2 separate regions of the Homo sapiens genome follow, and region 1 is linked to region 2. A link is a loop called in an ENCODE intact Hi-C map of the cell type or tissue named here. Cell type or tissue: MCF 10A. All regions are shown on one strand. Each heading gives the region's core, and the rest is flanking DNA. Links, peaks and the distances in the headings are about the cores only.

What was found. Hi-C counts contacts between places; a loop is a spot of excess contacts. Peaks named below come from ENCODE experiments on the same cell type or tissue, not always from the same donor. Only the 100,000 strongest peaks of a DNase experiment are listed, where the experiment ranks them.
Region 1: it touches region 2 in a loop (13-fold over the local background); 8 of 110 quality-filtered maps call a loop at or near these places.

Annotation. Positions count from the first base shown.
Region 1 is chr2:218,026,952-218,043,089 of GRCh38, forward strand. It overlaps a transcript of TNS1 not described here and a transcript of RUFY4 not described here. Among named protein-coding and RNA genes, the nearest start is that of TNS1, 32 kb to the left of the region's middle. RefSeq lists enhancers at 4,698-5,254, 7,373-7,906, 7,907-8,439, 9,295-9,384, 14,681-14,940 and a silencer at 8,233-8,282. In MCF 10A, for the core only: a CTCF peak has its summit at 7,944 (motif pointing left); a DNase peak (open chromatin) is centred at 7,944.
Region 2 is chr2:217,878,241-217,894,378 of GRCh38, forward strand. TNS1 (tensin 1) reads right to left here. Exons shown (of 33, transcript NM_001387777.1): 10 at 15,199-15,321; 11 at 14,708-14,772; 12 at 12,722-12,805; 13 at 8,294-8,406; 14 at 7,804-7,864; 15 at 7,504-7,579; 16 at 6,795-6,924; 17 at 4,106-4,171; 18 at 2,658-2,774. Among named protein-coding and RNA genes, the nearest start is that of MIR6809, 14 kb to the right of the region's middle. RefSeq lists an enhancer at 12,226-12,520. In MCF 10A, for the core only: a CTCF peak has its summit at 8,673 (motif pointing left); a DNase peak (open chromatin) is centred at 8,681.

The sequences.
Region 1 (16,138 bases), core at 3,938-11,937, 150 kb after region 2:
TGGCCTGGTGGGCTCAAGTTCTTGGGGCTACTGGCTGGGGTGTTGAGGGCTTGGTGGAGGGGAAGTCAGGGAGGAGGAAGGGCAGCCGGCTTCTGGGGGCCCACGAAGGGAGGAGAGACTTTACGGCAAACACAATACCTGTACCGCACCCCACCCCACAAACACACACACACACACGCTCATTCTTGTTTGGCCCAGCCATGTGAGGACACCCACCAGCTGCTCCAGTCACCCTACACCCCCCTGTCGTCTTCCACCCTGAGCCAGGGATAGTTTAAATCATCGGTCCCTCTCTGGGGGGCCTTTCAGGGACTCCACGGCCTACACGATAAGTGTAAAGCCCAAACTCTTCAGCTTGGCATTCAAGGCCCTTTGCATGTAGACTCACCTCGTTCCCAGCTTCTGATCCTGCCTCTCCCCCGACCCTACTCTGCACCCACACTTAACCACTCCACTCCCTGAAGGGGCCACATGCTTCTAGCACCTCTGCACCTGACTGAAATGGCCTTGCCCCTCCCTCTGGGAAGGTGAACTCCTGCTGAAACTTTTAAGAACTTGTTCAAAGTGTCGCCTCCTCTGGGAGGGCTTTCCAGACTGTCCCAAGCAGAACAGGTCAGTCCCTGCTCTAGAAACAGGTGACAGCCCTCGGCACATTGTCTCAGGGTGATGTGTTGGACCCTCTGCCTCCCGCACTGACTTCCCAGAAGAGGTTGGGGTAGAGATGTCATGTGTATGCATGGGGCTTGGCAGAGGTGAGGGGACGGTGGGAGTGGAGGGTGGATAGGGAAAGAGAAGGTGGCAGATGAGTGGAGGAAGAGATGAGCAGAAAGGCAGAGGGGCTGAAAGGTGAGCAGACAGGTGAGGATTCAGAGGCTTCCCCAGTGCATAGCCAGCATCCACCCAGAGGCTCCAGGCCAGAGGCCCTGCAGACTGCAGGCTGGGCCAGAGGACTCTAAGGAATCAGGATACTCTCCAGGCCACACTGGACCCCTCTCAATTTCAGCCATGGCAGGAAGAGGTGGGTAAAGTAGGATTTGGTGGCAACGCTCAGAAGTTCCTGGGAAAGGATGCTGGTAGGAAGGCCCAGACAAGCTGGCCTGGAGGACACCGCTTTCCAGCATCCTGGTGACTGCCACCTCTGCCAGCCCCAGCTGGTCACCAGGCTCTAAAGTCTTTTCTCATGCTCTTCAAACCTCAAAAAGTCCTTCTGTCAGTTGACTTCACCTGACCCTGCACACATTCTTATCTGACTTCCAGCCATGCATGAGCTGGCCCCCACTGGCCTTACTCCACCCCCCATTCCCACACCTGCACCCTCCTGCTGGGTGCCCAGAGAAGCTCAGGCCCAGATGGGCCCAGGGGAGACCTCTATTTCCCAGACAGAACAGCTCCACCCCGTACAGCAGGCCACCCGGGCCTATCACCACCATCCTCTTGCACTTGCCCTATCTGCATTCTCTCTCCTGTCTGTGGGGTCTCTACCTGTCCACCTCTCACCATTCATCCAGCCATCCCTTGGGCAACCTTTATTGAGTATCCAGATGTCACAGGTTCTTTGCTAAGTGCCTGGGATACCAGGTTCACTAAAGCTTGGCACTGGCCTGAAAACCCTGGCTCATGGGCTTACTGGGGAGGCACACTTTAAACAGACAGCAGCAGAAGCACCCAGCACTCTCATATCTCAGGCCAGAAAAGGACCCTAGAGCTTGGGGTCTTCCATCCCCTATCCTTGGGGTAGATTTGCAGCTTCCTGCTCTGGGCTTTACAGCTACTCAGGCTGGGAGGCAGAAGGGCTGGCCAAAAGCACCAGGCTGGGGTCTTGGGGGTGGAGGTGAATTTAAAAATCAGAGCTGGGACAGTCAGCAAGGGGACCTGGCCCCTAAGCATAGCCTGGGTCCCCTTTCCTCCCCACTACTTGGCCTCTCTGAAGATGGCAGCCTATACTTCCCACTCACAGGCTGCGGCCCCTCTGGGGTCTGCCTTAGCTTGCCTGCCCTTGGCACCAGGCTCTGTCCCAGTGCCAGGAGCCCTGGGCAAGTTCATACATCAAACGAGGAGGCAGTGGCTGGCTTCTTTCCCTTCCGGAAATAGCAAACAAATAGAGGGTGCAGCCCTATCTTCAGCCTCACGCCCTCCTGCCCCTGCTAGGGACTCAGGCCTGCCCCCAGAGAGTGAGTAAGACTTAGAGAGGTGATCGGTGGACCCCCACCCACCCCACTCCAATGCAGGACTCCAGAGCTTCTTTCTCCTTTCCCTCCTGAGGCACAAGGCCGGGGGGCAAGTGAATTGAGAAGAATCATTACAAAGGGACATAAGAGGATGCTAGAGAATCTTCTCCCATCCCCAAGGCATCCCTCACCCCCATCAAGGTGCTGAAGTTCTCCCTTCATTGAATGATTCCTTTGATTCCGAGACACGTGGGTCTTCCAGAGACATCATCAAAATGGAGGGACACATATACCAAACAGAAATCTGGCTTCATGATCTTCAAAACACATGCATGAAAGTGTTCTTAGCAGTGCTACTCACAGTAGCCCAAAACTAGAAATGACTCGAACGCCTGTCAATAGCAGAATGGATAAATGGACAGCGTGTCTTCACACAGTGGGACGCTGTCCAGCAATGAGAAGGAACGCTCAAGACCACACCCAGGAATATAGATAAAGTTCACAACCATGATATTGAGCACAAAAGAATACATATGATGTGCTCCACTGATTACAAGTGCCATTCATTTATTAGACATTCTAGAACAAGTAACTCCCTGTGGTTAGAAGTCGGGATTGCGCACTGCCCTCCAAGGGGGATTAGTGACTGGAAGGGGCAGGAGGCACATTCTGAGAGCTGTCACTGTTCTGTTTCTAGACTCTGCATGCCAAGTATGTGAGTACGTGCGTGTGTTCAGTCAGTGGGAAGTTTGTACACTTTTCTGTGTTTAGGAAATATTTCAACACACTAATACAGACAAATGCCTTCACAGCCACCCTCTCTGTGAGATGAGAGGGGTTATTTTCAACTTCCTCCTGCTCCTCGTCCACATCCAAGCCATCTCCATGTCCAGTCCTTTCTCCCAAGTTAGTCATGGCCCCACTCAGCCCTCTCCCTGGCTGACCGTCTCTAACTCTGACCACCGGGCACCTCCCTGCCTGCCCTGCCTCCCAGGCACCTTGCTTTGACTCTCTCCCTCCCAATCCATATACACACAGCATGTGTGCTAGGGCTCCCGGGGAGCCAGGAGCAGCCAGGAAAGCCTTTGTCCACTTCTATAACAGGTCCCGGCTCTTCTCCATGCTGGGACCTTCAAGTCGGCTGCTCCAACCACCTGGAATGCTTCTTCCTCCCAGCTGCTCTTGCTTCAGCTCCTCATTCAGATGTCACTTCCTTCACCTTCCCGGTGCAATCCCTCTGGAATCCTCACCCATCACATCCTGAACTTAGCCTCCATAGCACTGTCTCCAGTCAGCTCAATGACTTGTTTGCAGTCTGTTCCATCTCTCCCACTGGATTGACAACCCCCTGAGGGCAAGGACCCGAGCTGTCTGCTTTCTGCCCTATCCCCAGCCCCAAGCTCCATGCCTGGCCTATAGCAGATGCTCAAAAATGCTTGAATCAGTGTTGAATAAATGAATGGCCAAGCGCATCTGGCTTACAGGCAGCCTCTGGGGAAAGCAAAAGTTGCATCTGGGGATGAAACCCTCACTTGTCTGGACCCAGGACTCCTGGGATGTGGTCCCAGCACTGAAACTCACTTCTAGTGTGACCTTGGGCAAGTCACACTGAGGACGCCCCCTCTGGTCTTCAGTGTGCTGTTTTGAAATACACGGGGTGGATAAATCAGGGCTATAGTGGGGCTTGAAGAAATATATGACATTGTGTATGTTTGCACAGTGGCTGTGTGTCTGTGTGTGTCAGTGTGTGTGTGAGACTGTGTGTAAGCGTGTGTGTATGCATGTATGCGTGAGCATGGGTATGAGTGTGTGAGCATAAGTATGAGTGTGTATGTGTGTGAGCATGTGTGTGAACTGTGTGTATGAGTGTATGTATGAGTGTGAGTGTGGGAGTGTATGTGTGTATGTGTGTGTATGTGAGTGAGCATGTGAGCATATGTGTGAGTGTATGTGTGTGTTTGTGAGTGTGTGAGCGTGTCTGTGTGTATGAGTGTGTGTGAGCATGTCTGTGTGTGTGTGTGTATGTGTTGTGTGAGCATGTCTATGAGTGTCTTGTGTGAGTGTGAATGTGTCTGTATGTGTGTGAGTGTGTCTGTGTGTATGAGTGTGAGTGTGTGAGCATGTCTGTGTGTGAGTGTATGAGTGTGTTGTGTGTGAGCGTGTATGAGTGTGTGAGTGTGTCTTTGTGTATGAGTGTGGGTGTGTGAGCATGTCTGTGTGTGAGTGTATGAGTGTGTGTTGTGTGTGAGCATGTCTGTGTGTGTATGAATGTCTTGTGTGAGTGTGTGAGTGCACCTGTGTGTATAAGTGTGTGTGTGCATGTGTGTATGAGCATGTCTGTGTGTGTGAGTGTATGAGTGTGTGTTGTGTGTGAGCAAGTCTGTGTGTATGAGTGTGTCTTGTGTGAGTGTGTGTGTGCCTGTGTGTATGAGTGTATGTGTGTGTCTGTGTGTGTGTGCACCTTCTCCCTAGCAAGAGCACCCATAGGTTACATCAGATTCTCAAAGGGATCTGTGTCCTCAAAAGGCTCAGAAGCACTAAGATCCTTTTCAGCTCTGGGGTCTCTGATTCTACATAACAAGAAAGAGAGGAAGAGGAGGTCATCCAACCCATGGGGGAGGGAGTCAGACCAGATCCTAGAACTTCCAAAAGGGTTGCAGGCCCCACAACAGGAATGCAGGGGAGGCTGCAGGACCAGGCCCCAGGAGAACGTCTAACCTCAGTAGTTCTCCGGGCTGAAAGAAGCAGAGCCCAGAAGAGCTGACTGCAGAAACGGAAGAGGCAACAGCAGCCAGGAGTCTCCTCCCCACTGCTCCCGCCCCATCCACAAGCACCCACTTGTCCTGGGATACAGCAGAGAGCAAGGAGGCACGACTGGCACCCGGAGATGCCCGCCAGGCCCCTTGGCACCCAGAAGGCTTGGCTGGAGGACTCAGGAGGGTGCCAAGCCCCAACCTCTTGCTCCTGAGGCTGACATGTGGGACCATAGGAGGGCTCAGGGTGTAGGGCAGTTGTGGGACCTAGAGAGGCCACCTGGGAGGGGCAGGGCCCACAGCTGCAGGCACTGACAACCCAGAGCTGGACTTGGAGGCTTAAGAGCCAAGGCATGCACCCTCTCAAAGCCAAGGGGAGGAGCAGGAGCCAAATGCTGGCCAGGGGAGAAAGAGGAGTGGGCAATGGGGCCTGGGGGACAAGGCAGTCCAGGAGAAGGAGGAGGACAGCCTGCTTGTGGAGGAGGAGGCAGCATGACAGGGGAAGGGGGCGATGTGGCCTGGGTAGGAGAGGGCTGTGCTGAGGGGACAGGAGAATAGCGAGGCTGGGTGTGGACACAGGCAGCAGGAGCTCAGGCTGTGGTCAAAGAGAGATGCTGGGCCTACGGCAGGGCCTGGGGCAGGAATGGGGGGTGTGTCTGCAGCAGGACTGGCAGTGGGTGCGCCCTGGCAGGCAGCCCAGATGTCTGGGTAGCCACTGACTCTTGGCTTTTGAGGGGATCAGCACCCAGGAGATGTTTATCTGCCCCAAGAACGAGGGTATCACCCCTCCTCTAGTGAGGCCCCAGGTGATGGGTGCAGGCTGCTCTTCCCTAAACCCCTGAAGGGGGGAGCCCCGAGCAGCAGCAACCCTCACTGGAGCCAGAGTCAGGGCACAGCAGCTGGGATGGAGCTTGATCCCCACAGACAGAGGAGGGAGGGAGTCACAGGCGAGCTCCAGGCTCTCTCCAGAGGCCGCTTAGAAACCAGCTCATCTGATGCAGACACTCGTCCCCATCCCTCTCCCTGCCACTGTCACACACCGGCACACACACCCTCCCCTCTTTCTCCCCTTGATCATCCACCTCCAGAGCCCCGGCTCCTCCCTCCATCACAGCCCCACTCCCTGTCCCTGTCCCTGCCCACCTTTACCTGGCCCAACAGGCACCTGCCCCATGTCAAAGCTGGCTGTGTGGGAGGTGGGGAGGCAGGGACACAGGGTGAAGAAAGAAGACCCACCAACAGCGAGTCCTGAGGTCACAGGGACCTAGAGAGGAGTTACCCATCCCTGGTGACCCCAAACACCTCCTCCTACTCTCCCAGGAAGAAACCAGCACCACACCTATCCCAGGCCTGATGGTTCCCTGGCAGACTCCTCCAGAGCAGACACCTGCCTCCCAGCTCAGACCTGTCCCCACTGCCAGGTCAGCTCCCCACTTGCTAGTCTCTGAGACTTACCCAGCACAGAGAAGGCAGGGGTGAGAGGCCAGCCTGTCCCCACCATCCTGGGGAAGTCCTTGCTCCAGTGGGGCCCCCACCCTCCTAACTCCAGAGTCCTCCTAAATGAAGGGACACTGCCAGAGCTGCCCCTTGGTCCAGCTCGAGGAAGATTAACTCTTTCCCTACCTTGCCCCAGCACTCCAGGCCTGCCCCTCCTGGGTGACTCCTAAACCAACCTCACCCAACCTATTTGCCCTTCTAGGGGTCAGGTCCTATATCACCCTCCTCCCAAGGGCACAAGAGACCCAGGGGAGCCCTCTACCCAACTGGAGGCCCCTTCACCCGGTCGTGGTCCTTCCTCCCCCTTGGTCCACCTGCCTTGCCGCACTTCCCAAGCAGACTAGCACCGTCCTGGGCTGGCTACTTAACCTGTGTCAGGTGCCCTGGGCTCTGCCAACCGCCAGCTCCCGACTCGGGGCGTCGTCCCTCACCCATTCCCGCAGCCCCTACCTGAAGCGGTAGCTGCCTTCTCTCTGCACAGGCCAAACCCCCGGACTCCCAGCACTCAGCCCGCGCCGAGACCCAGGGACTCCCCGGGGGCTGGGGACCGCAGAGTGGTCCGGGCCGCAGCTCTTCGCAGCACACCAGGCTCACAGTGCAGCCCATCCGGCCTGGCGCCCCGGCGGGCAGGGGCGGAGACGCGGGAGCCCCAGAAGCCGGCCCGCCCCCAGCCCTTGCGACAGCTCAGCCCAGAGCGCCTGCGACATTGGCAGGCGAGCAGCAACGACCCCAGCCTGGCCCCGACAGAGTCCCTGCCTTTATGTCCAGCAGCGACAGGAGCCCCCACTGTGGGGCCTGATAAGGGTCTGCAATACAGGTCCCGAACACAGCCAGTGAGGAAGCCCACCTCAGGGAGGGGAGAAGGGAGGGCGGCAGTGGTGGAGTCCTTGGGACAGGGACTTCAGACAGTCTGACTTGGGGGGCAAGGTGAGAAACACACCAAGAACGTGACAGAGGGACAGGGAGAAGATAAAGGCAGACAATGAGGAAGAGGCAGAGATGAGGGACAGAGATGGGGGAAGCAGCCTCCGCATGGGGGATATAGGTGCAGGACGGAGCCGAGGATAGAAACCCTCGGGCATCCGTTGTGCTGGTTTTTAGATGCGGTTCCTGGGGTTTGTGAAAACAGCCGTCCTCCCAGGCCCCTGCTCCACTTCCCTAATACTAGCCCCTGGAGCAGCCGAGCCTGGAGAAACGAGGACCCGGCATGGAAAGACCCCAGGCTCAAGGAGGCAGAGCACAGCCAGGGTGGGGGACCCCAGCCCACCGGGGAAACCCGCCCGGCCCATTGCTGCGCACAGGATCTCACTGGTGGTCTCACATCCATCCTTTTGGGAATGGGATCAGGCCTGGGGGGTCGGCACTGATGACCAGCACTCAGGGGGACCGCCTCAGCTGACTGAGGTGGAGACAGGAAGGAGGAGCGTGGTGGGGCCCTCGACCTCCCCTCCCCACTCTGGAGCGCTGCCTCACAGCCCAACCAAGCGACACGGAAGAGACAACCACAGGAATAGCAGCTGCGGAGCTCCATGGCCTCCCTGTGCCCCCTGGTGGCGAGAAGGAAGAAAAGCAAGAGCAGGTGCTGAAAACGAAAAGGAAACTAGCAGCAGTCCCAGCTACCACAATGGATCAGCCCCCATTTGGCCAACAGGTGACTCTACCCCAGGTGGGCCTGAGAGGACCCATCCCCCATCTCACCATTCTGCCCCAGCGCCCTGGATCCTGCCTCTACCACTTCTTCCCTGCGCAGTCACTAGGGACGGACTCTGGCAGCAGAGCCGCGCTGTCGTGCCCCAGCCAGCCAGGCTCTCCTGGGTGAGTAGCAGGGAGACCCCTGGAACTTACGGGGATAGAAGGAGTGTGATGCCAGGAGCCAGGGGAGGAAAATGCCTGGCAGAGACGAGGGAGAGGAGGAGACACATGGAGCCGTTCATGGATTTCACACAGGATCTGGGCTGGAAGGGGCTGCCGAGACCATCAGTCCAATCTTTGGTCTACAGGTGGGGAAACTGAGGCTCAAGGAAGGTGAGTGATTTGCCCGAGATCACACAGTGAGTGTGTAGCCAGGCCAGGATGGAGACCCAGGTCTCTGGGCTCCTGACCCCGTCCTCCCTGAATCCCATGCCCCAGCCACCTCCCTCATTTACCTCCGTTTCCCTCTCCCCTTCCCTCCACTGTGTCCCACTGCTGTACCACTGCCACGCCACCCCAAACTCCAGCAGCCACAGCCCGGGAGGCAGGACACCTGGGTTTTCCGCTCCATGCCTGGTCTTGACTCTAGGATCTCAGAATAAGGCCACCTGCTCTCAGGGCCACAGTGTCCCCGTCTGGGCCCCAGGATCCATTGGGAGGAGAAGAGGATGAGATCCCCCAGGAGAGAGGCAGTATTAAAACCAGGCACCCTGCTCCCCCCACACACGCAGCATCTGCTCAGCTCCAGCCTTGGGGCCGCGCTTTACTTCTGCAACCTCTCCTCAAAGAACACACATTTCCATTCAGCTGGGGCCCAGGAAAAGATGAGTGGGTGTCTCGAGGAGGATGAGTACCCGGGTGAGGCTGGGGGCCCTCCATGGGGAACATGGGGACACTCCCAGCCTAGTGTCCACATGGCATGAACCCTCACGGGGCTGCTCACACCAAGTCAGGGCCCAGAACACAGGCCCTGTGGGCACACACACCTGAGTTCAAATCCTGGGAACCTCTGTGATGCTGGATAAAAGACTTACCCTCTCTGTGCCCCAGGTTCCCCTCTAGCCTCCCAGGGTTATGTGGGGATTGAATGGGACAAAGATATTAAACAATTAGCACAGTGTCGTCGCCCAGGGACTGCTCAATCGGTGGAGGCCACACCATCATCTTCACACCCTGGCCTACAAAATAGAGCTGGGATTTTCCCTTGCTGTGTGGCCAGATATAAGTCTTTCCCTCTCTGGACTTTACACAAAGGAGGCTCTGCATCCTCCTTTGTGTAAGGAGAGAGTTGGGCAGTGAGACTCAGGGTTCTTCCTGGGCTCACAGTCCAAGTCACAAGGAATCACATTATCTAGCATCCTACGACTGGGTTAAATTAAAACAGGGGGTGAGAACGAGTGAGTCTAGAAGTCTAACTCTATAAAAGGGACCACAGTTCCAATTTGAACCAACAGTTGAGTTAAGGATGCTGCTAAAGTCAGCCACTGGGTGGCCTAACGGATCTCTTAGATGACGTAAAACTTTGGGTTTGATGTGACAGAACCAACACTCCCTCAAGTTACCCACAGAAGCTACTGGCTGTGAAATCCTAATTACAGCATAATGCTGCCAAGTGAAAGGGGTAGACATAAGCAAGGAGAAATTAAGAGAGGTAAGAGATTCACCACGATGAGGAGTCTTCTTCAGTGTTTTGGGGAAAGCTGTCCACAGCGTGAAGTCATCAACTTCTCACTCTGGTTTGCAGTTTAAATATCTCTGGTTATGGCATCAGGTATTTTGGTGAAACTCTGTGTGGCACGCACATCAGGCATGAAGGTTTTCCCTTGAAATGTACACTAAGTTGCCCAGCTCCAGCTTATAAGGCTTCAGGAACAGAGCAGTTCTTGTTCTTTGTAATTCCATGGGAGAAAATTGGATTGGAGGAATCTAGAAGGAATCAAGATCCAGTCCAGTCTACAGGTAGATAATAAACTGAGGCTGGGTGCAGTGGCTCAAGCCTGTAATCCCAGCACTTTGGGAGGCTGAGGCGGGCGGATCACTTGAGGTCAGGAGTTCGAGACCAGCCTGACCAACATAGTGAAACCCCATCTCTACTAAAAATACAAAAAATTAGCCGGGCGTGGTGGCAGGCGCCTGTAACCTCAGCTACTTGGGAGGCTGAGGCAGAAGAATCCCTTGAACCCAGGAGGCGGAGGTTGCAGTGAGTGGAGATAGCACCACTGCACTCCAGCCTGGGCAATAGTGCAAAACTCAGTCTCAAAAAAAAAAAAGATAATAAACTGAAAAACAATGAGCAGGGCTACAATCTAATAACAGGCACACTATAATTTTTCTTCCGAAACATAATTTTTCTCTCTACATTCACTCTCATTTCTACCAAAGATAATCAAAGTAAGACTAATTTGTTTGCAAAATAAGTTTAGCCTCATCAAACACAGCCTGACTAATTAAATAAATGCAGCAAACATAGCAATTGACCACAGAGGTTTTCTTTTAAAGCTTGCTTTGTTGGAACTTTTGATAGGAAATCTCAAATTGGATTTTTTAAAACCTCTTGAGGCTAGAAAGCCAAACCAAGGCAGACTTCAGACTTCACCAGCAATACCTATAGATTCCTTCTCTGGACATTTTCAAATATGACATCCCAGTCAATGCCCTAGTAATATACCCAATACTGTCAATATATCCTGTTATAAAGAGAACCGATTCCTATAGAACAGAAGCAAATCACTATATTACCATACCAACAAGAATACTCACAAATAGTTTCTGAATTCTGGAAGGATCCTATGTGGAGAAAAAGTAAGTGTTTCCACTTTTGTTCACAAAAGTACATTTGGCCAAATTTCTGTAATCTATAGATAGTTTAAAAGAAAAAAACAGTTTCCTAAACTATGGCAAACAAAATATTTAAAGAACCAGCAAAGTTTCAAATAAAAATTCATAAAAAACATTATCCTCCTCAGTTCATTTAACCTCATGTAATTACTTTGTTCTTCTTGATCTTGGTTAAGTTTCATGATAGCGTCAGTCTCTTCCTTAGAGTTATGGAAATTCTTACCCAGTCCAATGGTATGATCTTAAAGTTATCAAAAACCTTTCCATGAAAGTTATCAGAGTCCTTTCCATGAATCTCCTTGAACACATAACACCTTAGAATTACAGCTGCTTGAATAAAAAAAAAAGTTTTCAGAAAAACACCAGAAAAAAAAGCAATTATTTGTGGACAATATGTCTTGAAATGGCCATAGTTAAACATCTTATTTGTGTTTATTATGATGATGCAACTAAGAAGGAAATTTGGGCATCAGAGACATAGACAGAGCTGAGTTTGCTTTTGCAAAGTGCTCCATCAGTAAAAATGCACAGTTTTGGGTGATTCATGGTGAATCTGTTTTCATTTTAATCATTACATATTCATTTTAAATTAAATTAACAAAAGTGAATTGATTTAAAGAATATTACACTTCAGCAGACATGGCCAAAATGTGAAAGGTGGTTTAGAGATGATGGAAGTTTGGAAGACCCCAAATTAGATGATCATGTTATCAGTGAAGAGTGCCCTCAGCGGCTAGTAACAAAAATCTGACTCCCAGTGGCTTAAAAACATAGCGGGTGAGGGGTTTTTGGTGGTATTATTTTACACATAACATTTGCTAATGTTGGTTGGGGGCTCAGTAACTTCCAAGGCTGACTACCCTCTTTCCGATTCATTTGCCCTTTTCCTCATGGCCCCATGATGGTTGCTGCAGCTCTAGCAGTCACAAGCAAAAGGAAAGAAAAGGGAGAGAGGGTGCCAAGCAGTGTCTTTCTTTCTCTTTGGTAGGAAAAGCGAGGGCTTTCCCAGAGCTTGCAGCAGTCTTCTCCTTGACCTTCATTAGCAAAAATCATATCCTTGGCCACCACTAGGTGTAAAGAAGTCTGGGAGAGTGGGCAATCGGTTGCATAACTGGTTTAGACCATCCTCATCCAATGGAGGTTCTATCGGTGAGTAAGGAAGGGGCATCACAGCAAGATAAACCAACATCGGTAAAAGCAAACTGAGAGTGGCTACTGTCTCTTTAAACTTCCTGTCACTATTTATACATGAAAAGAGAACCCAGCAGGAGAGTATGATCTACCTTTAAAAATAGGCTTGCCAGTGGCAGAATTGTAGGCATCTGTGGCATGATAAATTTGACATTTGTGGTAGGGCAAGATTTACACTACCATTAGAGGATGGTTGGGAAGGAACAATGGCAGGCAGACCAGGTGGGCTGTGTGTTCGGGCATACCTGTGGTATGAGTGTGTGACCAAAAGCAATAGACAATGAATTGTGGTGGTGACACATGGTCCATGAATCACAGTAGAAATGTCTCCCATTATTTATTTCCACAACCGTTGATTGAGCACTTACTATAGTCCCTGAAAGAGAACACAAAGATGAATGGAAGAGGATTCTTGCTCACAGGCTGGGGGAGGGTGGACTTGTAAACACATCACTGCAGTATAGTAGGGTTCATGTTATAATGGAGAATTGATGAAGGTGCCAGAAGACTCAAGCCAGGGAACAGACATTAGCTGCTGGGGGAAGCTAAGGCAGGTTCCCAGAGAAGCCGTTCTCCATTACTGAGATGGGGGGAGCAGTGACCTTGACCCCAGCTCTTCCATTCATGGACTGCCCCAGCTCTATGGTCTCTCTGCTAACCATCCAGACTCTGGGAGTGGCCTATGCCCCCAGCCTCAGAGCCATTTAAATCAACTGGTCATTGGCACTGGTTGTGCAAAAGAGTAGCTAGCAGCAAAGGAGCGTTCATTTTCCCATCAAATCCCCACCAGACTACCTCAAAGCAGCCTGAAAAGTAAGTAAAGATTGTGTGCCTGTTGTCCAAACGCAGCTCAAGTGCAGTCTTCCACCTCCTTCCCACTGGATTGCCCCCAATTTGCTCCTAGAGAGGACTCCTTCTGAAGTCTCTGCTGTAAAGTCAAATCCTTCCCCCTTTATTCTTATCAGACAGTTGCAAGCTTTCACAGGTGATCTACCAGGGAATTTAGGAATAAACAAATGGAAATAAATTCAAGAAAAGGAAAAGAATAAAAGTGATCATCCATAGAGTGGAAAATTCAGATAATGGATCCTCAACCCCAGCTTCACACCTGGGACCCCCGCTTGGTCATATGGACCCTGGCAGTCTCTAATCACAAGTCTGTGATCCCTTGACTTAACTGTTCTTCTCCAGATGTAGACATGGTTGGGACTCAGAAGGGAGGTGTCGTCTGACTTGGTTTCCCTATTTCACCTTACTCATCAAGTGCCCTCTAACTGTTAAGTCACTCTGATCTCTGAGCTGTGGCTCCTACGGTTGGACACACCTGGCTGGGGCCTCAGGAAGGAAGCCACCTTTGCTTGCTAGGATTTTCTTTGGGGTAGGACAGCTTGGCTTGACTTTATTTTAGAAAACGTGTTCATTTCTGTGGGACCTGAGGATTTCTGATAAACTGGTTGCCCTCCTCCTGCCTTATGACCATGTACTAAACTCTGACTTCATACCTGGAGGCAGGTGAAGAGGAGGCCACAGCCTCTTCCTCCCCTCTTTTTATACCTTGCCCTTTTGTGGGAAGAGGCTGACAGTTTTCCAATTTGATGTTTATTGCTTTGCCCTAAGATTTTGTCTTTGGTGAAAATGCAAATACTGGTAGGGACGGAACATACTAAAATGTGTGTATCTGAGTGGACTTATCATAGATCCTCAGGTCTGGCAGCAAATAAAAGGTGGACGACTCTGTCCCTCGATTTGCAGATGAGAAGACTGAAATCTATAGGGGTACGAGACCCCACTCAAGGTCACGAGACTTATTAATGGTAGAATCAGGATAGAATGAGAACTAGATGCTGGATGTCCTTACTAGATGCTGGATGTCCTTACAACCAATCTGAATAGCTTTCCAAAGTCTTTCAGATGGTTCTCTAGAGATGGTTCTCTAGAGAACCATCTGAAAGGACGTTTACACTTCCTTTCTTTGTACAAGTTTTGTTTTCCCTGGAATTGATGATAGGATGTTCCATGTACTTATCATGACATCAGTCCCAATGTCTCCCTCAATACATTCACATTCATTGGATAATCTATTAATTTTTCTTTCTCAAAGACCTCTTTCTTGGAGCTCCTCATTGTCTTCTTCCAACCTGGACAGTGACTCTCCATGCCTACTCTTCCCCAAATTGCTTTGGCTATATTTCTAGATAAATTTTAGACACTGCTTATCAATTTCTGTATAATGTCTAACTAGGATTTGGATTTGGATTGTATAGAATCTGTAGATCAAGTTGGAGAAAATTGACATCTTAACAGTATTGCGTCTCCCAGTCCATGAGCATAGTATCTTTCTCCATATATTTAGGTCTGAGACATAATAAAATTTTAAAGAGTTTATTTGAGCAAACAACAGCTCATGAACTGGGCAGTTCCAAACCAGAAGCAGTTCAGGAGCTCCACTGAGGGAATGCAAGAGAGAGGCTTTTATAGGTTGGACACAGAAGTACAGCCAAAAAAAAAAAAAATGATTGGTTACAATTATACAGCTGCTTTATTTGGTCTATCCTGTTGGGAAGTCCCTATTATATAAGTTTGTTGGCTACTTCTGAATGATTGAGGTAAGTTTTGTTTTTCTTTAATATAGGCATTTACAAGAAATAGCTTAAGTTTCACTTATGTTTTCAAATCAAGCAAGCTTGAGGTAATTTGTAAGTCCTGCCTGGTTTTGTCTTCTCAGGGATTCCTGAGGCCTGATCTCAATTTTAATTTACTTTAACAATTTTCCCTTTTTGGTCATCCTTTCAGCAAGCTAAGAGTATGAGCAAGCAGTATAGCGTTATTCTCAGTTACTGCTACTGATGTAGTCACTGGAACAAAGAGTCCTGTAGATGCCATCATCATTAACAGCTACCCTGGGATGTAAAATCACATAGTCAGCACTATCCAAAATTGCATAGTCTTTGTAGGCTTGAGTAGTTGGGCTGTTGACTTATCCAAATTGTCTAATCCTTGATGGCAATCATTTGATGAGTGAGTGGCTGGTGGGAACCACCACATGAGAGACTACAACACACTTGGGATATAAAGGCAACGACAATCAGGAGAATAATATCCAAGGGCTGAAAAATTCCCTGGAGCAAAGTTTCCAGAATTTCATCAACTAAATAAATCAATAAAGGAGGTAGTGCCTGATTAAAAAGAAAACTTGTATTAGTTTCTTAAGATCTTTAATTTTGGGGCAACTATTTCTGATTTGTTAACATAGAAACACCATTTCTTACCAATATGAGCCTAAGTTTTTCTTGTTAAGTTACAAGCTTGAAGAGAACTCAGGGTATGTATCTATGAAAACAAAAGAAAAACAGAAGTTAATATTTCGAGCAAAGTATGGTCTTAGTTTTTTAGTCCAGAGGCTAGTTAGTTGAGATTTCTAGATTTGAGTTTAAAGCATCTTCAGAAGATGAAATGAGGATGGCAGCTGCAGTCTGATGGATTTACCTCATTTGTAGCTTGAATGTCTCTGGTTATGTTGTTGGGTGTTCTGGTAAACTCTCCAAGTGATCCCCATAGCAGCAAGCATGAAAGTTGTTCATACATGATCTGTTGTAGTGATTTTTCTGAAGTTAAATCATCCAGCTTCAGCTTGAAGGGCTCGGGAAAGGGGCAGTTTTAATTTTTAGTGAAACCAGGAAAAATCAAGACTCAATCCAGTTTATAGGGAGATAAAACTTCAAAAAAAAATGAACAGGACCAGAATTTGATAATGAGTGTGTTACAGTTTTCTACTGAAATACAATCTTTATTATAGTCACTCCTATTTTTACCAAAAATAATCACAATTATTTTGTTTCTACAAAATAAATCTAGTTTTGTGATTGGAGTGTTGCTTTTCTGGCTGGAAACCTCTGTGGCCAGTGGTGCCTTTGCCCAAGTTTTGGTCTTGCACCCAGGGAGAATGAGGTAGGCAGACAAGTGGAGGGTGAGCAAGATGAAGAGAAGGTTTATTGCATG
Region 2 (16,138 bases), core at 3,811-11,810:
ACAGTCAGGATGGGTTGACTTTCTCTGTCCATGGGTGAGAGGTAGCAGCCAGAGAGGTACTAGGCTTAGTGGGACCCAGGTACTGCCACAAAACCAGATGCCCAAAGCAGGCCCCTAGGGACGTCAGCCAACCCAGGACAGCACAGGGGGCAACGCGGTGGCTTGAAACCCAGATCTGCTCTTGACTGGCTTGGCAAGCTGGGGCAGGTTACTTAACCCCTCTGTGCTCCAGTTTCCCCATTTGGACATAATAAGAGTCATAGAATGGCTGGGAGCATCAAATGAAATGGCAACTACCAAGTTCTTGGTGCCATGGCTGGTGCATGGTAAATCCAGGCCTTCTCCCTTAGCCATGTCTTGCAGGCGCCTGACACACTGGCCACAGCTGACACAAATGTGTCACGGACCCCCAAGAAAACACCACATGCAGTCCTTCCTCAGGCCGTGCTGCCCACAAGGGGCTCAAAATGATTTGTTGACTGAATTCCCATTTTACAGCAGGTCAAACCGAGGCCCCAAGGACAGTACCTTGTCAAAGGATTTGAAGCCAGGTAGTTTGGCTGCAGAGGCTGCATTCTTAACCACATACTAACTGCCTCTCATGAAGGCCGCTATAGGCAGGTAGAGGGGACAGAGGGTTGGTGAGGGAAGGCCCTGGCCGCTTCTTCTGCCCCCTCGCCCTTCCTTTTTTCCCTTCTAATCCATTCCCTCAGACAGAGGGATGGAACCAGCAGGACCTTTTGGTCAGTTAAAGGTCAGCTCATCCTGCAAGGACAGAGGGGCCCTGTCTGGAGGCTGAGAAGCTGGCCCTCTGCCGAGAGGGGGAGCCGCTCTCGGCTCTGCTGTCCCTGGGCTGCCTCCCACTCTGACCGTCTGCTCTTCTTCCTTCCCCCACAGCCAAATACATCCTAAGCCCCGTCTTTCCCACATCTCCTCCTCACCGTTAATTATTTTACCTTTTATTTGCCTGGCACTTTATAGTTTACTAAATGTTTTTACATTTATCATCGCATTGACCATGCACCAAGAAGAGATGGAGAGACAGTAAAAATTCTTTCCAATTGCCAAATGTTCTTGTTAAAAATGCAAACATCCCCAGCACAACGACCAATTAGGCTGGCAGCCACTGAAACCTCAGAACAAATTCGCTCCAGCCTCTGCTTTCTGCTTGGCCGCTCAGCGCCCGGGGATGGAGGAGTGCTTTTCACAAGCAGCCTGGGGGGTCGGAGGGGCCTGGTGGGGTGTCTTGGCCAATCTGAGGGTGCTGGGCCCCTGGGGGAGGAAAAGGGGTTGGGAACTGAGGCAGGTGTGAGGACAGGCCATCCACTTTTCAATGTTGCACGTAAAAAAATGTGCTCTCAGTGAGTCCCCAAATTCTAGTCCAACCACCCTCCCTCATCCCACTTCTCTCTGAAACCTTGTGCTCATTCTGGTGACCCCAAGGTCAGAGGAGAAATCTTTATTCAAGGAAAGGCCCAAAGATTTTCAGAGAGGAGTCATCAAATCCAAAACCTTGGGGAGGGAGACAGAAGACAGCGCCGTGTAGAGGAAAGAGGGCACAGGGAGGCCCCCAGGCCTACCTATCTCTAACCTAGCTCTGCCATGGGACCCAGGGGCCCCAGGATGGCACAGCCCCACCCAGGACTGGCTTCAGCTGGGAGGAGAAGCCAGACGCTGGGTGCTGGCATCCTTGAAAGGGCCATCCTGGGTCACGGGGGTAAATCAGGAGGTTCTGCCTCTGGGAAGGGTCTCAGTCACCCCAACTGAACACAGATGGGTGATGGGCTGGACCATCCTGAAGGTCCTCCCAGCTCCAACATTCTGCAGTCCTACGACCAACTCAAGAAAAGAAGCTTGTGGCCAAACCCCAGGCAGGGCATCTCAAGAGTTCCTGGGCTCTGGGCATGCTCACTTTCGGAGCCCGCCCCACGTCTCCTTACACATATGCAGATAGACCACATAAATAAATAGAATGCATGTAGAACTCTCAAGAGACGACCTGAGTTGCAGTGGACCATTTGACATAATGTTAGGTTTGTAGCTAAATTAAACATGTATTAATTTCAATTCTGCTGCTTTCTTTTCAAATTTCAGAGCCTATCAGTTTGTTCCCAGCTCTCAAACATTTTTGTTGGCTGTTGATGAAAGCTTGTAGGCCCTAGATCCTGTGCCTCTGTTCCTAGTACTCTGACCCCAGAGAACTCAGGCAGCAAGCCTGAAGAAACCCAACAGTGGGTTTAATACACATGTGACAAATGCTGTTTTTGCAGCACAGTGGGGGGTATCTCAAGCTCCACTCAAGGCCACATCCTCCAAGGAGCCTTCCCAGATCACTCCAGCTCTCAAAATCCCTCCCTGCCAATCCCAGAGAACTCACTGTCCACGGAACTTACTTGGCTGTAGCAACACACTTCCACGATAACCCCCTTGTGGCCATTTTGCTGCCTTCTTTGGCTCTGTCCTCACTTTTATTTAATACATTCATATATGTGCCTTATCTTCCCCCAGTTAACGGTGAGCTCTCGGAGGTACCTCACACTTCCCCTCTGCCTCCTCTCGAACCCAGATCTCTTGAAAGCAGGCCAAGAGAAGCAAGGTCATGTGAGCAGAGGCTGTGCAGTTTGGATAGGGGCTGGGAGCCACTAGGTCCCACCTACCCTCCATGCCGTCATCTCGATGCCCACTGAAGTTGTCGTAGGAGTCCCAGCGGATGAGGGGGTCGGAGGTGTTATAGTCCACAGACACGCTCGGCCCGTTCTCCAGGTGCTCCATGCCTAAGTGGGATGGGAAAGGCAGCGGCAGTCGGGGAGACAGTGCAGAGAGGGAAAAGAGATCAGCAGCTGGAAAAACAGAGAAAGCCCACAAGCTCCCCAAAAGAGGCTCCCTGAGGGACTTCTCATTTTCTTGAGCGTGGTGGGCGGGACCAGTGGCTTAAGCTGGACTGAGAACTGGGAGTCTAGTTTCTCACATTCTTGAAAAGGCTCATGCCGGGTCATAGGGGTAAATCAGGACAGGCACTGAAGAATGAAGACCCCCTGGAAGAAAGCGGGGAGGACCCCTGGCTGGGTACCTGCCTCTTTTTCTTCTGTGTCCCTGGGGCTCCTGAGGCAGTGCCAAGAGACTAGAAAGTCTGCCCCTGGGGTCAGACCCTGGGGGTGGGGGGCAGGCTGCTTATGAGCTACGTGGGATCAGGGACAGCAGGGAAATCACAGCCCCGACATTGAAAGGACATAAAGCCTCCAAAGGGTCATCCCAGGCATGGCCCTGCCCCCTCTTAAAACGCTCTCCGCTCCAGACAGAAACCTAGGGGGCACGGCAGAATCTCCCAGCCATCCACAGAAAACCCAGCTCAGCATTGGGACAAATACCTAATGCATGCAGAGCTTAAAAGTAGACGATGGGTTGACAGGTGCAGCAAACCACCATGGCACATATATGCCTATGTAACAAATCTGCACATTCAGCACGTGTATCCCAGAACTTAAGGTAAAATAAAAATAAATAAGTAAATTTTTAAAAACCTGGCTCAAAGACAGCATAGCTCCTAGTCAAGTCTGTCAGGGTGAGTTACCTTCCTGGCTTGGCAGTCCTTTCTTTAGTCTATCCAGAGTCCCTCTGCCCATAACCTAACTTCATCTCCTTTCATTCCATTCTCGAATAAGATGGTGAACAACTGGTCTCCACTTATAACCAGTATAGAGGCTTCAAGGTTATTATTAAACCAGCCTTCAGGTTGAATCACCTCAGTTCTCATAAATACACATCTTCTATCCAGCACCTTTGTGTGCCCCCTGCCCGCCAGCCACTCCCTCCATCTACCAAGGACCTCAGTCTCTGAATATAACAGGCTGATGACCTAATGGGACCAGAACAGTTTATCCAACCCAGTGCCTCTCTGTCTGCTTTTTTATTTTTATTATCCAGAGATTAAGTCACTGGTTCATGTTTAGCTAGGGGTCCACTCTGAAACCCAGATCCTTTACTGATGGCCTGCCTCTCAAAAATAACTTGATCACTGTGGAACAGACCAGGGGTGGAAGGGTGCTGGGGATAGGGTCAGGATAAAAGGAAGGAGTGAGAGAATGAATTCTAACTCGGCTTATACCTTGAATTTTCTCTGGCCCATAAGAAAATACAAACTCCACTTTGCCATACTCTGGAAATCGATCATCTGGAAAAAGAGAAGGAAAAATAAAAATAGGCAAAAAGTCCCAAAAAGGATTCCATAAAAAGTTTTCTTCTAGAAAAAATTAAAATACCATATATGTACATGGTTAATAATATAATAATAATCAATGTATATTTATACATATATACATGAAATTATATCTATACAATGAAATTAAATTTCCTGCCCACTCTAGCCCCTGTCCTACTTGCCTGAGGTAATGAGGTCACTGATTCTAACTATTTCTATTGCTTTTCTACTAGCAATTTACCTCTAAGACTCTAAATAATAGCCACTATTTTTATGCCACTATTTCTAGATCCCAATTTTATTTTATTTTATTTTATTTATTTTGAGATGGAGTCTCGCTCTGTCGCCCAGCCTGGAGTGCATATTTATATTTTTGAGACAGAATCTTGCTCTGTCACCCTAGATGGAGTACAGTGGTGCGATCACAGCTCACTGCAACCTCAATCTCCCAAGCCAAAGTGGTCCTCCTACCTCTGCCTCCAGAGTAACTGGGACTACAGGTGCAAGCCACCACGCCCGGCTCATTTTTGTATTTTTTATAGCGACGGAGTTTTGCTGTGTTGCTGAGGCTGGTCTCAAACTCCTGGGCTCAAGCAATCCACCGGCCTCAGCATCCCAAAGTGCTGGGTCTACAGGCGTGAGCCACCATACCCAGCCAGACATGAATTTTAAATAACCTCTATGGATTGACCACTATTAATATGAATAATTTGGTTCACTTATACTACTACCCCTACTTCCTGTCTTCTTAAATCTGATTAGATTATTGTTTTTATTTATGCTATTGATTATCTTTGAAACTTTAAATAAGATAGTTAAGCCTCTATTTCTTTTTCTCTTTTTAGAGACCAGGTCTCACTCTGTTGCCCAGGCCAAAGTGCAGCGGTGCAATCATAGCTCACTGCAGCCTTGAACTCCTGGGCTCAAGTGATCCTCCTGCCTCAGCCCCTGGAATAGCTGTGCTAACAGGCACATGCCACCATGCCCGGCTAATTTTTTTATTTTTTGTAGAGATGGGGTCTCACTATATTTACCAGGCTAGTCTTAAACTCCTGGCCTCAAGCAATCCTCCCGCCTTGGCCTCCCAAAGTGCTGGGATTACAGGCATGAGCCACCGTGCCTGGCCATGCCTCTATTTATTGATATGTCAATTTTCGATGGTATCTCCTGACTCCCACTACGTAAGAGGAGGAAATCTGTGACCCTTCCTTCTCTCAACTTCTGCCCAATCCCTTATTTATTTGATCAGCTATGCCTTTATTTTTCCTTGTTAAGACTGTTATCATTTACATTCTGTACTGTAATTATGATGGCATCTTCTGGCTCCAGTGCAAGGAGAGCTCATTAAAGAAACACCCTTCTACATGAGCCAGACCACACTAAGGAGATCTGGACCCTCCTCCAAGCCCCAGGTCCAGTCTTTCTCCGCCTGAGCCCACTCTGGACACAGATCACTGCCCACTGCATGTAGGAAAAGAAGTTACAGCAAGGATGGCATCTGCTCCATGGGACACCTATCATGCTTGTGCGTGTCTCCATCACTTCAGGCAACACTTCATAGTATCATGTTTGTGTGTCTCTCACTGAGGAAACTGTGAACTCCCTGAGGGTAGGGCCTGACTTCTTTCTGTTCATATCTATAGGGTCTAGCACATGCCCGACACATACAGACACACAAGTGATGCTTGGTGGGTGGGTGGGTGGGTGGGTGGATGGATGGATGGATGGATGGATGGATAGATGGATGGGTGGGCAGATGAATGAATATGTGGATGGATGGACAGATTAATGAAGGGATGGATTAATGGATGGATGAATGGGTGGGTGCATAGATGGATGGGTGGGTGGATGGATGGACAGATGGATGGACAGACGGATGGATGAATGGATGGATGGATGGATGGATGTGTGTAAGGATGGATTGGTGGATGGAGAGAGAGATGGGTAAATAAATGTGTATTTATATGTCCCAGGCATTAATGTGATATAGATAAAACTTCCAATGGATAAAAGAAAGAAGCAAAAGCAAACACCAAACCTTTCCCAACCACCTCTTCTCCTCTCAGAAAATGGTTCCCCCTTGCTGCTGCCACACCCCTCCACTACTGCTCTTCTGCCCTGCAGGGTAATTATCCCCTGCTAGTCTGCCTCCCAACTCAACAAGATTTTTGAGCTCCACCAAGGCAGAGACCATGCCATGTTTTACTTTGTATCCCCGGCACTTGGTACAGATCCTAGCCCAAAGCAGATGCCCAGTGAATGTTGAAAAAAAAAATGATTGTCAGTAGGACACATGTGACAAACTGGGAGGACAAGATGAAGGAGAGACAGGGAAAGTCATAGAAGGCTGCAAGATATAAAACAGCCCAAGGACTGGGAGGAGTTTATCTCCACTTCTACTAACAACTGGAATTCCCAGACCATCCAATCTCAACTCTCTCCCAAGTCTCTCTCAACTCTCTCCTACCATCACCCTGAGACTAGACAGACCACATGGTCCAGAAAAGATGGTCCCCATACCCACCATATCGTCTCAAACTGAGCTCCTCTCCCTGCCACAGGGGTGCCCACCCCCAGCTCCACTCAAGGAGCGCACCTTTGAAAGCATCATCAAGGTCCTCCTTCCCAAAGACAACCCCCAGGTCATGGATGGCACAGGTGTGGAACTGCACACGGAAGATGACGTCTCGGGCTGGGCTTCGGAACTTCTTGTGGTAGCACTTCAGCTGGGTGGGAAGACGGGCAGAACCAGTCAGGGGCCTGAGGCTGGGAGGTCAGGTCCCAGGGAGCCTCCTTATCAGCTCCGCTGACTGAGCCCCCAAGGCTCACCCCAAACCCGGTGAGGGAGAGCTCATCAACACCAAACAGGATCTCAGAGTTCTGTGGGGAAACTTCTAGAACAGCAGAGAATTGGAGGCCAGTCTTGGCCTCTGGGGACAAAAATGTCCTCCCAAGAAGTTTCTACATACAAGTCAGAGTGCAAAAAGTAAGATGGATTTAAATGGCAGCAGGAAGAACTGAAGCTAGAATTCAGAGAGTCCTTGTCACCAATAAGAAGCCAGGAGGTAACAGCTCACGCTGAGTGATATTTCCCTGGAGATGCTCCAGAACAACAGCTAAGCCCAGGGTGAGAGACACAGACTGTGTGAGACTGGAAGGTCTTCCAAGAGCCCTGAGAGCCTATGGTTCCAAGCCTGGCAGCCCAGGAGGAGTACCTGTCTTGTCCCAAGAGGCAGGAAAGGAGTAAGAAAAGAAGGGAGAGAAAATAAACAAGGATGGGGCTTGACACAGAGGACAGCACTCACCAAGATGTCTCCCTTCAAGAGCAGTCCTGGCTCGATGGTGATGCAGACGCTAGTCTGGCTGTCTCCTGGGATGTTGCTAAGGGAGAGAGGTGGGCAGAAAAAGAGTGGGCTGCTGGAGGGGAGATGAGGGAGGGGCATTTTCTCCCTGCTGCCCCTACGCCACAGGGTTAGTGGGAAACCTCTCTGACTCTGTCCTTTCAGCCCTCTTGAGAATATTCTCTCCTCTCCCCAACCTTCTGACCTGGTCCTTAGCCCTGGGCCTTGGGCTTCTCTGGCCTCTCACGCCCATGTAATACTTACTAGATGCCAGATGTGTACACAGGTTGCATGGCCTGGTAGATGCGGAGAAATGGCCGACATCCTGTAAAAGTGGGGTGGGTGTTAGCTAAGACAGCAGAAACTGGCAGGCAGGAGGGGCAGAGGAGACAGTGAAGGGAGAAAGAGAGAAAGGAAGGAAGAAATGGGGGAAGACGGGGTAGGAAGGGGAAGGAGGAAAAGAGGAAAGAGTAAAAGAGGAAGCAGAAAGGGGAAGAAATACCAACTTTTCACTTGTAAGGCAAATTAAATTAATAAAAACATTGCCCATCCAACATCATTGGCCAGCAGGCACTGCAAATAGATTGGTGCTTAGAAAAGTTTAGGAAGCAATACACTTGAGAGTCCAATGGAGGCCTTATGACTCTGCAGCTCTCGGGCTGTCTGTTACTACCCAAGGTTGCCTCTTAGAGAAGATGGAAGATGAAAGGGAGGAGTTGGCAAGGGTGGAGGTCAGAGGGCTCAAGGCAGGTACCTCCTTTAGACTCAAAGTTGGGGATGCCGTGCATGATCACGTGGTGCAGAAACAAGGGCTTGTTGTTCATTTTGATGGAGCCGGAGAGCAGGCCACTGAAGTAATGCACGTACCTGTAGTGGTGGGAGAAGCAGCTTCAGGGAGTGAGGTGGGTACTGGTGCAGTAATCCCTGTTCTCTCTTTTCCAAGAACATTGCCCTAGACCACTCACCTACTCTACCCTCTCCCCAACCAACATGGTCCCCCTCCCCAACCAGGCCTCCCTCCCAGACATGCTTGCCTGCTGCTGGGAGCCCTAGGTAGGAAGAGTGAGCAGGTATACCAGACCTAGAGCTGGGTCAAGTCAAGCATCCCACTTGGAGTTCGCCACCGCCCTCTGGTGGTCAACATGAATATCTCTTTCCTGCTTCACTCCCAGCCCGAGAATCTCCTGCTGGACCAAAATTTCCACCCCACATCCCTGACAGGCATCATTTAGCTGCACAAGGCAGGCCCAACCACCAAACAGCTCTGACGCCCTCACACCCCCACACAAAGCTCAAATCAAGCTTGCGCTCATACTCACAGCCCCAGTTCTGCCCACAGATCCAGTAGCCACAAGTGATAGTCTAGCAAATAGTGAGCAAGACTTTAATGAATGTAGTTCTTCACTTTCTCTACATCATACCAAAGTGCATTAAGTCCCTCTCTCTGTATCCTTGAGTTTACTTGGTATTCGAGGTAACTAGCTTCTAATAAGTATCTATCTCTAGGGTCAACTTCCCCCAATTTTTTTGTTTTGTTTTTGTTTTTGAGATGGAGTTTCACTCTTGTTGCCCAGGCTGGAGTGCAATGGCGCAATCTCGGCTCACCGCAACCTCTGCCTCCCGGGTTCAAGTGATTCTCCTGCCTCAGCCTCCTGAGTAGCTGGGATTACAGGCATGCGCCACCATGCCCGGCTAATTTTGTATTTTTAGTAGAGACAGGGTTTCTCCATGTTGGTCAGGCTGGTCTCAAACTCCCAACCTCAGGTGATCAGCCCGCCTCGGCCTCCCAAAGTGCTGGGATTACAGGTGTGAGCCACCGCACCCAGCCAACATCCCCTAGTTCTTTAACAAAGATCTGTTGGAAGAATGGAAGAACTAACCCACACCCTCTCCTTCTAGACAGAGAGGATAAATAAGGTCCAGGAGGGGTCACTGGACTCCAGAGACACACAGCAAGAACACACAAAGCTGGAAGTGGATGGGGAGAGCAGGAAAGAAGTCTGGGCTCCAACGCATCTGCCCAATAAACTAGAGATCGGTCATCTGCCCAATAGAGATCAGTCCTTCTGCGTCGATTGGTCGGCATTTTCCCTTTTCTGATTGGCCATGGAATGACAAGCTGAGTCAGCTAGACCAATCAGAATGTATTCTGAGGCTCTGCAGGAGCCAATAGTAGCTCTCTGAAGAGGGTGGAACTAGAGCCCACATGACCATGATAAGATCCCCTCCTGTCTCTTGGCTCCTTGGCCCACCTCCAAGCCTGTGGGCCTCTGTCCCTGGGTTTGGGTGGGGCCTCCTCGGACTACTCAAGTAAGATAATCTGATGGGCAGCACCCGATCCTATTCAGGCCCCTGCCCCATTACTCAAGCCGGAAACCTGGAATAGCGGTTCCTATCAGATCTCTGGATCGTGCCAACAGGATGTGTCTGTGTTCGAGGGACAATGAGTCCGGAGGCGGGTGACAATGAATGAGAGAGCTACAGGCAAAGCCCCTCCCTCTCTCTTTCCCTGCCCTCCTCTCCTCCATCTGCTCCATTCCCTGCAAGTGACACTGACAAGAAGGCAGGAGGGTGGCAATAAATGCATAGTAAACCCACAGTTGCACTTCCACATCTGGGCTCAGAGAGGTGACCCATCCACAAGCAGAGGCAGTGTCAGACAGGAGCCAGGCAGACACGCCCCAACTGCCTGCTATGCAAGCATATGTTGAACACGAGATGATATGGTTTGGCTGCATCCTCACCCAAATCTCATCTTGAGTTGTAGCTCCCATAATTCCCTCGTGTTGTGGGAGGGACCCAGTGAGAGATAATTGAATCATGGGAGTGGTTTCCCCCATTCTATTCTCGTGGTAGTGAATAATTCTCACAAGATCCGATGGTTTTGTAAGGGGAAACCCCTTTCCCTTGACCCTCTCTCTTCTCTTGTCTGTCACCATGTGAGATTTGCCTTTCACCTTCCGCCATGATTGTGAGACCTCCCCAGCCACGTGGAACTGTGAGTCCATTAAACCTCTTTCTTTTGTAAATTGCCCAGTCTTGGGTATGTCTTTATCAGCAGCATGAAAATGGACTAATACACCAGGGAATCCCTAAATAATCCTATTCCTGAGAGGTGACACTGATCCCTGGTCTTCAGGCCTTCACTACTCAGACTCAGAGATGTTACTCTCTACCCATTCTCTCCAAGCCACACTGTGCCATTGGAACAGCATGCTTCTCTCTTAGTATCCTTATCCTTCAAGGTCAAAGGCCACACCGTGATTACAGTCAGCAGACACACATGGCAAGCCAGAGGCTGACAAGGCAGTGCTTGACCAATCATTCTTTCTTCCCTGAGAAGACTCTCGTTGATCCACAGCTGCTGTCTCCAGGGCCCTAACCAGAATTTTCTGCACATAAAGACATCCCATTTCTGGTTGCTGACTCTGAGGCTGGCTATCAACTGTTTTGTGCAACTATAAGGTGCTGGGTTACCTGAGGACTCACTCACTTCTTGGGCTTCCAATTACAATGGCGGGAATAGCCCCCAGCTGGGACAGCACAGTTCTAGCCAGCCAAGCAAGGTGGGATGATGGGGCACGTGTTGGGACCCTCAGCATGATGAGGCTGGAGAGCTCCAGGACTCACAGCTCCAGGCCCTTGTTGGCCCAGTCAGTGTGCTCAGGGGCTAAAAAGGCAAATAGGATGCTTTGGCCTCCAGGCCCTTGTAGTCAGTGCTATTCCCTCATTCTGGATCCTTTATCCCGTGCGTTCACTTGGAGGCTTCCTTCTCCCCACCCAGATCTCATGTTACACGTCACCTTCTCAGAAGGCCCTTCCATTTGAATCAGCCCTCTTTCCAGCCCCATCACTCTCTAGCCATCATAGTTTGCCTTTTCTTTGCAGCTCTCATGACTATCTGAATTGTTTCCTTATATGTGTAACATCCACTAGAAGCTGAGCTCCATAAGCCCTTGCCTGGCGGATTCAGCACCATGTCACCAGTGTGCAGAATGGTGCTGACATCACGGCAGGTGGCAGGCCCACAACTCCCAGCAGCAAACAGAGCTGGGCCTGCGTCCCACCATCCAGGTCTCCAGTTTGGGCTTGGGTTTCCCACCATCCTGGCTGCAGCCTCCCCCAAAGACCTCCTGCCCCTGATGCTGCCTGTGCCTTCCTGTGCATGAGATGTCTTTGAGCAACATGTCACCCACGGAGCAGGATCCCTCAGGACAGTGGGTCACACAACCAGGAGGCACTGCCCTAGCCCAGGCATTACTAGGCCTTCACGTACTTTCCAGTTCTGCCACTACTCACTATAGACCATGGCCACGCCCCCTCCCTCGGCTCAGCTTCTAATCTGCAAAATGGGATGCCTAGATCATCACACGATAGCTCACCGTGATTCCAGTTTAGGCTCAAATTCACCCCCTCTAAGAGGTATTCCCTGACCATCCCTATTAAAAGAGCCCCGTTCCCCTATCAGTTCTCGTGTCTGCAGTGCCCTCTTTCCTTCCTAGCCTCATTGCTGTCTGACACTGTCTTGTTTGTATGGTTATTTGTTTCATGTCCATCTCTCTCATTAGGTATCAGCTCACCAAGGGAAAGGACTTTTTCCTGTTCACCCAGATATCTCAGTGCTTGGAGCCATAGTAGATGATTTAAATTTTGCTGAATGAATAAATCCATCCCTGCCCTGTTTCCTGCCTGGGCTATTGTGAGACTCCAATGAGACCATGTGGTTGAAAGCTCTCAGTAAAACTGTCTAAACTCTCCCAACAGAAGGTGACCCTTATCATGAGTGTCTGACCTCCCACAGCAGGGGGCAGTGATGCAGTCTCCCGTAGACTCATCCAAGCACTGAAGCAATCCTGCTTCCAGGGCCAAGAACAGCACATGCCTTCCTAGACCAGCGCCTTCTTATCCCCAGACTCATGCTTCCCCATGAAGGTTGCACTGCTCTCTAGCACAGGCCTCAGAGTCAAGTGCTGTGCCAATCTGCGGGCACACACCACAGGCTGGCTCCCGGGCTCTCCTGTGTGCCTGAGCTCACACCACTGCAGGCTGGCATCTGAAAACTTGCGCCTGGTACACCCCCACCTAGGCACAGCTATCCCATCCCTGTGAGTACACAAGTCTAGTCCCCACATAGAGTGAGTGCACACATACATGCAAGGGGCTGTGAGCCCCAGAGACCCACCTTCTTTGGGATGGCTGGCCAATGGGCACAATCTTATCCTCATAGAACCGCTTCATTGCAAACCGGTCCAGAGCCTGGTCCGCACTGCAGGGAGAGACAGGTGGTCAAAAGAGGCAACTCCTGCATCCAAGAGCCGCTTGTTTTCCCCACCCCTGCTCCCTCAGACCTGCAGAGCACTCTGGCCAAAGAGCACCTTTGTCCTGGAGGGAAGACAAGCCTCTTCCCCCTGCCATCCTGTGCCGAGAAGCTTTCAGGAAAAGAGTGTTTCAGCATCTCTCCAACTGTGCAGGGCCGCACTCAGCCCAGGCTTTAAAGTTCAGCAGCCTGGGAGCCCAGCTCAGGTCTACCACTTATGAGCCCCGTGTCCTGGTACAAGTTCCTGAATCTCTCTGAACTTCATTCTCCTCACCCATCAAATGAGGGTGATAATTGCCCCTTCCTCAAAGGTGACTATGGAGATGAAGTGAGGGAATATCCATAAAGAGCTTGGCACTCATGGCACACAGTAGGGGTACAGGAGTGCAGTAAAGGTGCAGCCTCATCTTTGCTTATCATTAAGCAAAGGTGAGACTGACTTGGGTTGCTCGAAGTCCTAAAACTACAGCCTCCTGGCAGGCCCTCCACAGAAGATTCTACCATCCTCACAGAGCACTCAGAGAAGTCACTTTGAAATGAAAAGATCACGAAGCTCCAGTGACTTCCCATCACTCTTAGAGCAAACCCCAAAGTCCTCAGTGAGGCCGCGAGGCCCCATGGCTCTGCCACCTCCCAGCTTCCCCTCCTCTTCCTCTTCCCTCACTTGCTCAGCTTCAAACACCTCAGCCCCTCGCATTCCCATCCTTCCTCTTCTCTCAGTGTGCAGGGCACATCCCACAGGCTTGATAAGGCTCAGCCCTTTCCATCCTGGTCACTCAGGTCTCTGTTCCAGTGTCACCTCATCAAGAGGCCTTCTCCAACCATGGACCTGCCTCGCCACTGCCCTTCTTGAGTCCCTTTACTCTTTCACGATAATTATCACCTGCTATTACTAATGTATTTGTTTATGTGTTTAATGCCCATGAGGGCAGTGGCCTGGCTTTGCCCTCTGCTGCATTCCCAGGACCTAGAACAGAGCCTGGCACATTGTCTGTTCAATATTTATTGTTTTTTTCTTTTTGAGACAGAGTCTCCCTGTCTCCCAGGCTGGAGTGCAGTGGCACCATCTTGGCTTACTGCAACCTCCCTGCCTCCCAGATTCAAGGGATTCTCCTGCCTCAGCCTCCTGAGTAGCTGGGATTACAGGCACCTGCCCCACCATGCCTGGCTAATTTTTGTATTTTTAGTAGAGACGGAGTTTCACCATGTTGGCCAGGCTGGTCTCGAACTTCTGACCTCAAGTGATCCACCTGCCTTGACCTCCCAAAGTGCTGGGATTACAGGCGTGAGCCACTGCGCCCAGCCATATTCCTTGTTGAGTGAATAACAAAACGAATGGGTGAATCCCTCTGCCTCTCTGCAGAGTGGGATTGGAAAGGGAGTCAGTGACTGGATGTTCTTTATTCTTGTTCCAAACACCTAGGTAGGAAGAGGGCCCTGTTGTCCAGAGGCAGAGGAATAGATGAGACAACTTCTAGACTGTTTTGCCAGACCCAGATCTGATCCGACATTTCTTTCTGACTCCCTTCCTGCTGGCCCAGGGAAAAAGAAGGCAGTTTGGCAAGGAAAAGTGGCTCCGAGGAGCTGGCCGCATGGGTTGCTCAGGACAGGGCCTGCCTCCCAAGGCTGCCCCACCAGAACCCCTGATAGAGAAGTGGACTCTCCTCCCTCCCGCCCTCTGTCCACAGGCTCCTGCCTCAGAGCCAGGGGCCCCTTCCCCCGTCCTCATCGCTTCTCATTCCCTCTGTGCGTATCCCCTCACTCCAGGGAGCAGAGAGGCTGTGGGTGGATGAGAGGAGGGGGGTCACACTGTCGATGTTCAGAGGATGGGAGGCTCCAGGCCCCTCTTACCTGGCAGAAATGTTGCTGTAGTGCATGTAAGCCGCGATGACAACTCCTATCCTGCCTCGGTTTCCCTGAAAGAGCCCCAAACACAAAATCATTTATTTCTAAGGCCAGCCTTGCTGCCCCAGAGCTTATCTAGAAGCCTTGGTGGAAAAGAGTCAGGGCTGGAGAGAGGGGTGTGGATTTAAGGGAGAACATAAGGAGGAAGGGGGCCTCAGGGGAGGGAGGCAGGTGGGGACTAAGTCTCAGAAAAAACACAGCTGATCATCCACTGCCGTGGACATAAGCTGATGTCCCCTACACTTCTTAGAAGTGCCGCCCAAGACAGAACCTATTATCCCCTAGAAAGAAAAATACACACAGACTTATATGCTCGCAAAATCCAAAGATATAGGCAGGTACACACAATCATCCAAGGACACATTCAGGCACACACACATGTGCGCATGTGCGCGCGCGCACACACACACACACACACACACACACACAGCTCTGACCTTGTTGTGTAGAACAACGACATTGTGAGGGTCTGCATTGAGCCATGTGTCCATGGCCTTACAGATGCTGCAGATCTTCTCCAGGGCTGGGGTGTGGAGGTCGGGCCAGCCAAATTCCAGTACCTGTGGCCCAAGCCATGAGTGAGAAGAGGGCAGAAGCCCTGCAGAGCCAAACAAGCCAGCGGGAGCCACCTACGCCACGTGCCAGTACCTGGGCAGTGGCCCGCAGCTGCTGGTTCCTGCCAGGACTTGGTTCCTCCCTGCCCACTGGCCAGCGAGGAGGCAGGGGAGTGAAGGGCAAAGGCCATGCATGACCCAGTACTGGGGACCCTGGTCCCGGGTCTTGGCCCTGGCACTGACTCACTGTGGGGCCTTAGGCCTCAGGTCCTCTTCCAGCCTCAATTTCCCCATATGTGTGTTAAAAAAACAAACAAAAAGAAAGGCTTGGAGCTGATGACCCCAAGGTCCCTACCATAGGACTGACCTCCAACATGCTGAGGGGCCCCAAGCACTGTCCTCAAGCTCTTCTCCTACGGACAGCCCTGAGGCCTGGCTCAGGCTGCGAGAGGAAAAAGCAAAAGGCTGCCTGATGTTCATGACTCTTTTCTAGGCCCTGGTCACACAAACCATCCACTTTCCAGGCCAGCCAAGAGCAGCCTTAAGGACACAAAGGGCAGACCTGAACAGCAGGCTTCGGGCCTCTCAAAATCTTTCTAGACTCACCAACTTTAAAGTAAAAGAGAACTCTGCAAGGACCCATAGAGCACACCTAATCCAGCCAGGCCACTTTCAGAGGGGCACACTGAGGCCCAGAGAAGTCCATCACCCACCCAGGATCACACAACAGCATGTACCAAACTCTCAGAGCTAGGAGCAGATGCCCATGGCAAAGCCCACACACAGCCCCCGAGCAAACAGAATAAAAAGCAGCAACAGGTCC